Regions from separate parts of the Homo sapiens genome. Here region 1 is linked to region 2. A link is a contact called in ENCODE Hi-C or POLR2A ChIA-PET data. All regions are on one chromosome and are shown on one strand. Each heading gives the region's core, a stretch centred on a gene start or an enhancer-like site at or near the end of the contact. The rest is flanking DNA. Distances are from core to core; before and after follow the strand shown.

The links. Hi-C counts contacts between places; a loop is a spot of excess contacts on that map. ChIA-PET counts read pairs that join two places held with the same protein, here RNA polymerase II (POLR2A). Pooled maps may share reads with other maps.
Region 1: a pooled map shows a loop between it and region 2 (4-fold over the local background). The contact joins two enhancer-like sites. A Hi-C loop is called at or near these places in 3 of 37 single-sample maps with no recorded cell type and 4 of 50 pooled maps. POLR2A ChIA-PET finds 5 or more read pairs at or near these places in 1 of 52 experiments (WTC11).

What each region holds. Positions count from the first base shown.
Region 1 is chr1:28,166,422-28,171,887 of GRCh38, forward strand. All of the region lies in intron 1 of PTAFR (platelet activating factor receptor), which reads right to left. Among named protein-coding and RNA genes, the nearest start is that of PTAFR, 7.5 kb to the right of the region's middle. RefSeq lists enhancers at 4,744-4,793, 4,834-4,943, 4,984-5,053, 5,064-5,113. Within about 2 kb of position 2,995, at least 4 of the 41 ENCODE cell types and tissues checked have a DNase peak (open chromatin) inside an H3K27ac peak, as active enhancers do.
Region 2 is chr1:27,888,963-27,892,905 of GRCh38, forward strand. It overlaps RPA2 (replication protein A2), which reads right to left. Exons shown (of 9, transcript NM_002946.5): 9 at 2,562-3,285. The coding sequence ends at 3,201. Among named protein-coding and RNA genes, the nearest start is that of THEMIS2, 18 kb to the left of the region's middle. RefSeq lists a silencer at 1,803-1,872. Within about 2 kb of position 2,694, at least 9 of the 41 ENCODE cell types and tissues checked have a DNase peak (open chromatin) inside an H3K27ac peak, as active enhancers do.

The sequences.
Region 1 (5,466 bases), core at 1,745-4,244, 280 kb after region 2:
AGCACTTTGTGGGGCTAAGGTGGGCAGATCACCTGAGGTCAGGAGTTGAAGACCAGCCTGGCCAACATGGTGAAATCCCGTCTCTACAAAAATACAAAAAGTAGCCAGGCATGATGGCGGGTGCCTGTAATCCCAGCTACTCGGGAGGCTGAGGCACGAGAATCACTTGGACCAGGGAGGCGGAGGTTGCAGTGAGCCAAGATCGTGCCATTGCACTCCAGCCTGGGAAACAGAGCAAGACTCCATCTCAAAAAAAAAAAAAGCTTCACAACAGGCCAGATACAGTGGCTCATGCCTGTAATCCCAGAACTTTGAGAGGCCTAGGTAGGAGGATTGCTTGAAGCCAGGAGTTTGGGATCAGCCTGGGCAACGTAGCAAGATCTTGTTTCTACACAAAATTTAAAAAATTAGCTGAGCACGATGGCATGCACCTGTAGTCTCAGCTATTCAGAGGCTGAGACAGGAGGATACCTTGAGCCCAGGAGCTCAAGGCTGAAGTGAGCTATGATCATGCCACTGTACTCCAGCCTAGGCAACAGAGGGAGACTCTGTCTCTAAACAACAAAAAAATTAATTAATTAGTTATTTACATTAAAAACAATAAAAAGCCTCATGACATTGGAATGGGTCATAATTTCCTGGATATGACACCAAAAGCACAGGCAACGAAAGCACAAATAAACTATTTTTTGGCAAACTTTAAATAATCTCCATGAAGCAAAGGAAAACAATCAGCAGAGTGGAAAGGCAACCTGTGGATGGGAGAAAAGGCAACCTTTCGGATGGAACCAGATATCAGATAAGGGGTTAATATGCAGAACTCCTACAACTCAGTAACAACAATAACAAAAAATTCAATTTAAAAAATGGGCAAAGAACCTGAATAGACATTTCTCCAAAGACGATATACCAATGACCATAAACATGTGAAAAGATGGCTCAATATCACTGATCATCAGAGAAATGCAAATTGAAACCATAATGCAATATCACCTCAAACCCACTGGAATGGCCACTATCAGTAAAACAGAAATGTGTCAGCAAGGATGTGAGAAATTGGAACTTTCGCATAGTGTTCGTGGGATTCCAAAACGGTGCAGCCACTATGGAAAAGAGTATAGAAGCTCCTCAAAAAACTAAAATTAGAATGATTATATGACCCAACAGTTCCGCTCTGGGTATACTATATATTCAAAAGAACTGAAAACGGGATTTTTTTTTTTTTTTTTTTTTTTTTTTTTTGAGATGGAGCCTTACTCTGTCGCCCAGGCTGGAGTGCAGTGGCACGATCTTGGTTCACTGCAACCTCCGCCTCCCGCGTTCAAGCGGTTCTCAGCCTCCCTAGTAGCTGGGACTACAGGCACCCGCCACCTCGCCCGGCTAATTTTTGTACGTTTAGTAGAGACGAGGTTTCGCCATGTTGGCCAAGCTGGTCTCTAACGCCTGACCTCAAGTGATCCGCCCACCTTGGCCTCTCAAAGTGCTGGGATTACAGGGATGAACCACCACGCCCAACTGAAAACCAGATCTTTTTTTTTTTTTTTTTTTTTTTTTTGAGATGGAGTCTCGCTCTGTAGCGCAGGCTGGAGTGCAGTGGCGCAATCTCGGCTCGCTGCAAGCTCCGCCTCCCGGGTTCACGCCATTCTCCCGCCTCAGTCTCCCGAGTAGCTGGGACTACAGGTGCCCGCCACCACACCCGGCTAATTTTTTTTTTTTTTTTTTTGTATTTTTAGTAGAGAAGGGGTTTCACCGTGTTAGCCAGGATGGTCTCAATCTGCTGACCTCGTGATCCGCCCTCCTCGGCCACCCAAAGTGCTGGGATTACAGGCGTGAGCCACCGCGCCCGGCAGAAAACAGGATCTTGAAAAGACATTTGCACATTCATATTCATAGCAACATTATTCACAATCATCAAGCGTGGAAACACCTAACATGTCCATGGACAGATGAATGGATAAGCAAAATGTGGTATATACATACAATGGAATATTACTCAGCCTTACAAAGGAAGAAAATTCTGACACATGTTACAACATGGATGAATCTTGAAGACATTTCTGCTAAGTGAAATAAGCCAGCTCACAGGAAGACAAATACTATATGATTCCACTTATTATATGAGACATTTAAAGTAATCAAACGCATAGAACCAAAAGTAGAACGGTGGTTGCCAGGGGCTGGGAGGAGGGGAAAATAGAGAGATGTTCAACAGATGTAGAGTTTCAGTCATGCAAGATGAAAACATTCTTTTTTGTTTGTTTGTTTGAAATGAAGTCTCACTCTGTCACCCAGGCTGGAGTGCTGTGGCATGATATTGGTTCACCACAACCTCCGCCTCCTGGGTTCAAGCGATTCTCCTGCCTCAGCCTCCCGAGTAGCTGGGATTACAGGCATGCACCACCACACCCAGCTAATTTTGTATTTTTGGTAGAGACGGGGTTTCAACATGTTGACCAGGATAGTCTCGAACTCCTGACCTCAAGCGATCCACCCTCATTGACCTCCCAAAGTGCTGGGATTACCAGCATGAGCCACTGCGCCCAGCCAAGTTGAAAACATTCTATTGGCACTCGCAGGATTTAAAAAAAGAAAAGAAAAGAAAAGAAAACATTCTAGAGATCTATTATACAACAATGTGAATATAGGTAGCATGACTGAACTATACACTTTAAAAATGTTAACAGGGACCAGGCACATGGCTGGAATTACGTGGCCTGTAATTCCAGCACTTTGGGAGGCCAAAATGAGTGGATCACTTGAGCCCAGGAGTTTGAGACCAGTCTGGACAACATAGCAACACCCCAGTCTCTATAAAATAAATTTTTCAAAATGCATGCTAAGAGAGTAAATTTATGTTACGGTTTTCACCACAGTAAAAAAAAAAAAAAAATCAATGGGCCTAAGAGACGACAAATTTGAAAGTACATTGTGTATTTTTAAGTTAGAGTCATATGACTCAGTTTATGACTTAAAAGCTATGCAACCTTTGGTAAAACTGCTTGCCGCCTTCGGGCCTCATTTGTAAACCACATCTCTTTCATCAAGCGAAATAAAGGATGTACAGTATTTAGAGAACAGTGGTTAAGAGCACAGACTCTGGAGTCAGACTCTGTAGTCAGACAAACCTGGGTTCAGATCTTACCTCTCTCACTTCCTACCACAGAACCACAGCCAAGCATGTCCTCCCTCTGATTCTCAGGTCCCTCACTGAAAATGGAGCTGATAATACCCAGGCACATACCTCTCCAGAGTGGTGTGAAGAGTCAATGAAATAATGTGTATAAAGTCCTTATCAGGGCTGGGCGCAGTGGCTCATACCTGTAATCCCAGCACTTTGGGAGGCCAAGGCGGGCAGATCACTTGAGGTAAGGAGTTCGAGACCAGCCTAGCCAACATGGTGAAACCCTATCTCTACTAAAAATACAAAAATTAACCAGGCATGGTGGTGCATGCCTGTAATCCCAGCTACTCGGGAGGCCGAGGCAGGGGAATCACTTGAACCCAGGAGGCAGAGATTGCAGTGAGCCAAGATGACGCCATTGCACTGGAGTCTGGGCGACAGAGCGAGACTCCATCTCAAAAAAAAAAAAAAAAGAAGATGCCTGGTCTGGTCTACAGTGAGAGCTCATTGAATGTTGGCTATTGTTACTCTTACTTCCCTACCCCAGACAGAGTTGGAAATTCCACCTCAAGTTCCCATAACAATCTATCACATTGCATTATCATAGCTGTTGATTTCTCTCTCCTTTTGGACTGGGAATTCCCAAGGGCCAAGGCTTCTGGCATATCACCAATACCCATCACAGGGCCTCCTACATAGCAAACACATGAGAAATACTGACTAAATAGACAGGTGAGCCTCTGTACACACACAGTCACAGTGTCCCTCACTCTTCGCTTCCAAACTCTCACACCCCAGCTCTAGCCACTCCCAGCTCTTAGATTCGCTGGGGCCAGTCCCACTTTCCTCATCTATAAAATGGGAATAGCATCAACATTGAGGCTGGAAAGGTGGCCCACATCTATAATGCCAGCACTTTGAGAGGCTGAGGTAAGAGAATTGCTTGAGGTCAGGAGTTTAAGACCAGCCTGAGCAACATAACCAAATTTTGTCTCTACAAAATTAAAAATTAAAAAAAAAATTAGCCAGGCATGGTGGCACATGCCTGCAGTCCTAGCTACTATGGAGGCTGAGGCTGCAGGATCACTTGGGTCCATTACAGTAAGCTATGATCATACCACTGCACTCCAGCCTGGGCAACAGAGCAAGACCCTATCTCTTAAAAATAAAAATAAGGGCCCGGCGCGGTGGCTCACGCCTGTAATCCCAGCACTTTGGGAGGCCAAGGCGGGCGGATCACAAGATCAGGAGATCGAGACCATCCTGGCTAACACGGTAAAACCCTGTCTCTACTAAAAATACAAAAAATTAGCTGGGCAAGGTGGTGGGCGCCTGTAGTCCCAGCTATTCGGGAGGCTGAGGCAGGAGAATGGCGTGAACCCGGGGTGCAGAGTCTGCAGTGAGCCAAGATTGTGCCACTGCACTCCAGCCTGGGCAACAGCGAGACTCCATCTCAAAAAATAAATAAAAATAATAAATAAATAATTAATACAAATTAGGCTGGGTGGGGTGGCTCACACCTGTAATCCCAGCACTCTGGGAGGCCGAGGCAGGCAGATCACCTGAGGTCAGGAGTTCAAGACTGGCCTGGCCAACATGACGAAACCCCATATCTACTAAAAATACAAAAATTAGCTGGGTGTGGTGGCGCACATCTGTAATCCCAGCTACATGGGAGGCTGAGGCAGAAGAACCACTTGAACCCGGGAGGGGGAAGTTTCAGTGAACTGAGATTGTGCCACTGCACTCCAGCCTGGGTGACAGACCGAGACTCCATCTCAAAAAAAAAAAAAAACTTGACCTCACAGGATAGCCCTGATGTTGAAGACAGACAACCTCTACAGTGCTAGGCATATAGAAGGTACTCAATACATGAGTTACTTCCTGTTCTGACATGCCCTGTTGCTTGATATTTGTGCCCTGACCTGGCCGTGCCGACCACACCCTCTAATGTTACCTCTCACAGAGTGGTTTCAATACCATTTCTCCAAGATGCAGAAGGATTTGAGCGACGAATTAAGGGAGGAGAAATCCTGACCTCTGGGGAATTCTGTGCCAGGCTCCCTACAATTCCCAGCGCAAGGGACCATGCACATTTATTGGCTGATGAATGAAGCACCATGTCTGGGAGAGGTTACGGACAGGGTCTAGGGCACGAGGGATGAGGATGATCTGGGTACCAGTCAGAGTTACCCAGTGTTCCTTCTCATTGGGGACCTCATCCTGGCCCCAGATATGTATATTACATTGAGGAGACTCAGCCTCTGCTCAGTTGGCCTAGGAAACCCCAAGTCTGGCCTGGGTCTCTCCTCCTGGCTCCCAGATACCCAGGTGGTATCTGTTTG
Region 2 (3,943 bases), core at 1,444-3,943:
AGTGCATTTATTTTCTTTACCCCTGGAATAAGCCACAGGGTGGTGGGGTGTTATAATGGGACTAGGGATTCCCCCTAGGCAGTGGTCTCCAAAGTGGGGAGCACACAGCCCTAGGGAAACACAAGATGATCACTGGGAGACAGAAAGTAATTTTTAGCACATCCCTTCACATTTTTTAATTTATTTAGAGATGGCACGTCTTGTTATGTTGCCCAGGCTGGTCTCAAACTCCTGGCCTCAAGTGATCCTCCTACTTTGGCCTCTCAAAGTACTGGGATTATAGGTGTGAGCCACTGTGCCTGGCCCCATATTGATTTTTAATATTCTTTCTCATTTCTACCTTTGAATGATTATATTTAACATACCAATACAGTAGTAGACATAAATAATTGCTAAACAAATGACTATAACCTGGAGATGGATGCTCAAAAACTTATCAATGGGTTGGACTTCCCTTCCGCCAACTGCATTTTTAAAAACAAATCTATTAATCCACACCAGATACTAATTCTTAGTGGCCTTCCTCTAGTTAAACCCAATAAAGTAGTACTATTCTCCAAGGAGCCTCATTTCCCACCTGTATATGTAGGGATTCTCCTATGAGCAGGCTGGACCCATTGCTAGGCCGTGACACTGGTGGTTTCTAAGAACCTGGGTCACACGGCTATCTCAACAATGGGCCAAGAGAACACTGTACATGTGACCTATCAGGTGGACCACAAATGCCCAAGATGCAAGTTTGTCCTGCCTGAGCAGAGCAGAAGCTCTACAAAGCCTGGAGTTTCATTCTGAGAAGTGGCCTGGCTGGCTCTCCTGCCTGTGCTCATCCCACAGGTCCCAGCAGCGGTCAGAAATCACACAACCCCCATGAGACTGTGGAAATGGCAAGATGGCAGGGAATCCAGCACCACTGAGCAACTATTCTGTGCTGCTGGGAATGCTGAACCAGCCTGTCCCGTGACGCCAATCTCTTATTGTGCTTTATATTCCTAGTACCTGACCTACGGGTTGATACAGCAGGTATCCAATAAGCACTAAATTAACAAGCAGTTGTTAATTGCTAAGTCGTCATCTGATTTTTATCAAAAGAAAAAAAAACCGGTCAGGCTCACGCCTATAATCCCAGCACCTTGGGAGGCCAAGGTGGGCGGATCATGAGGTCAGGAGATCGAGACCATCCTGGCTAACACGGTGAAACCCTGTCTCTACTAAAAATACAAAAATTAGCTGGGTATGGTGGCATGCGCCTATAGTCCCAGCTACTCGGGAGACTGAGGCAGGAGAATCACTTGAACATGGGAGGCGGAGCTTGCAGTGAGCTGAGATTGCACCACTGCACTCCAGCCTGGGCAACACAGCAAGGCTCTGTCTAAAAAAAAATAAAAATAAAAATAAAGAAAAAAGAAAACCACTTCCACCTACAAGTACTGCTACCGCTTTGCCCATTTGAGGGCACCCAGCTTCATAACTAGAAAGAGAAGTTTACCAACCATAAAAGTATCCCGTCATATATTCCAAATTCAAATACACGATTTTACTTGTTTTTAGTCATTGTTCTTTGAGAAAATAACCAAGAAGGAACACACTTGCAAATGAACATGCTGGCTGAGTTTTACACATTTGCATAGTTCCGCAGATGTTAACAACTCTGCATGTATAGAAAACAACCATACATTCATCCACTGTTAGAAACCAAGTAGGTGGAGCCTTCTCTACACAGCTGCTAGATCTCATTTAGAAACAGAGTTAAAGCAGAGAATTCTTTTTTTTGAGACAGAGTCTCGCTCTGTTGCCCAGGCTGGAATGCAGTTGTGCAATCTCGGCTCACTGCAAGCTCTGCCTCCCGGGTTCACACCATTCTCCTGCCTCAGCCTCCTGAGTAGCTGGGACTACAGGCGCCCACCACCTTGCCTGGCTAATTTTTTGTATTTTTAGCAGAGATGGAGTTTCACCGAATTAGCCAGGATGATCTCGATCTCCTGACCTTGTGATCTGCCTGCCTCGGCCTCCCAAAGAGCTGGGATTACAGGCGTGAGCCACCGCGCCCGGCCAGAGAATTCTTATTGGGATGTTACGTCTCACTAACTTTATCTCAAAATTGGTTCTTTTATTCAAGATGTAGATTACTTTCAGGAGTTGTCAAAAACATCATTGAACTAGTTTCTTTTTCTGTAAGAAACAGCCAATCAAGTTGGCCAAAAAATGACCATAGGCTTTTGGAAAGTCTCATCTTGAGGCCAAATGGGTAGCTATTTGATTCAGTTACATGATCACACACTGCCAAAGAGTCAACATTAAAGTCCATTATATAATCCCTTTAAATGGCAATACTAGATTTAGACGCTTTACAGACTATGTTTTTTTCAATCTTCACAACAAACCCAGGGGAAATAACGTTTTCTTTTTGTAAATGAGGAAATGGAGGTTCTCAGAGCTGACATAGCCTGCTCAAGATTCTAACTAAAAAGTGGGAAAGCCAGAATTCAAATCCAAGTTTCACTATGTTACACTGCCTCAGATGATAAAGTGGTCATTACACTGCTCAGAAAGAAAAACGAGAATTTTTACAAGTTACTACAATAGAACTGTTTTATTAAACATATGACTGTATTTATTTTGTACAAAATGCAGTAACACTTCTTCTTTTCCTCTGCCCCTGGAGGCACTACCGCAGAACTTCATGTTCACAGAAACACACGTCATGGCAAGTGTGTCAAAAAGTCATGACAAGCAGGAAAGTGCAATTCTGAAAGTAATGCCACACAACCAAAGTGGGAAATGAAAACAGGCAGAGGCCAGCAGGTTTCTCGGCTAGGGCTCTGCCTATAACGCCCTGGTCCTGCTCATCTTTCAGCAGTAAACATTTTAAGAAGAGAAACTCCTGAGCACTATGTAAGTACTCTCCTGGTAGCATCCTTCCAATTCCATCTATCTTGATGTTGTAACAAGCTTATTTGTAACTTCCTCAAGAAATCCCACCCTGGATTGCATCCCTGTCAATTGCCCATCTCCCTCTGAGCTTCAAACAAAACAAAATAAAACAGAAGAGCAGTAAGTTTCAAAAGGAAGTCAGAGGAGACATTTGATAGATGAAACCTACTTCCTAGAAGCCCCCTGGCCAGACATATGCAGAGCTGGAGACAACAGATTGTGAAACTAGGTCCAGCTGTAAAATATCTCAGGTACCCAGTTAGATCCAGTTATTCTGCATCTGTGGATTTAAAATGGTCATCATCCACAGTAGAATAGATGTGCCCCTCATTGCTCAGAAAATCCACAGCTTGCCTAGAAAGAAAGAAGAAAAAAAAAAGGTCATTTTCAGGCCAATTCAGAAGGAAACTGCCTTTTGGATATGGCCAAATATGCAAACTTCGCTTATCTCCCAACTTTCTACCTTAGCTAAGAATTCACAAGTATTCTGCACATAGAAAGCTCTCACAGGGAGAAATGCCAGTAAAATAGCAAAACAGAGCTTATTCATGGAGACAATGGCTATTAGGGCTGTCTTGGATCCCTCTCCCAAATTGTGCAAAGGAAAGACAACAGGGCCTCACTTAAATACAGTCTAAGCAGGAAAACAAGGATCTAAAGCTGTAGTCACACTTGCACACAAAATCTCCTAGTAGAAACCACTGTCTTTAAAAGTCCCCCTTTTCCAGCCACACACTGAAACCCCGTTGGTCCCTCTCAGGGAAGTAAAGTTGTGGGAAGCAAAGGAAACACTCTGAAACCTTCAAACCCTTCAAGGTCCTCAGGGTTAGTGTCAGTAACGTATTTAATAGCCACAATCTACAGAGCACCTAAGTAACAGCAGTTCTCTACCTCATCAGCACGCAACTCTGAGATAGGAATTATTATCCTAATTTTACAGGACAGGAAATGGAATCAGCCCTGAGCATTTCTTATCTATCTAGGCCTGGCAGGTCAATTGATTTATAGTAAC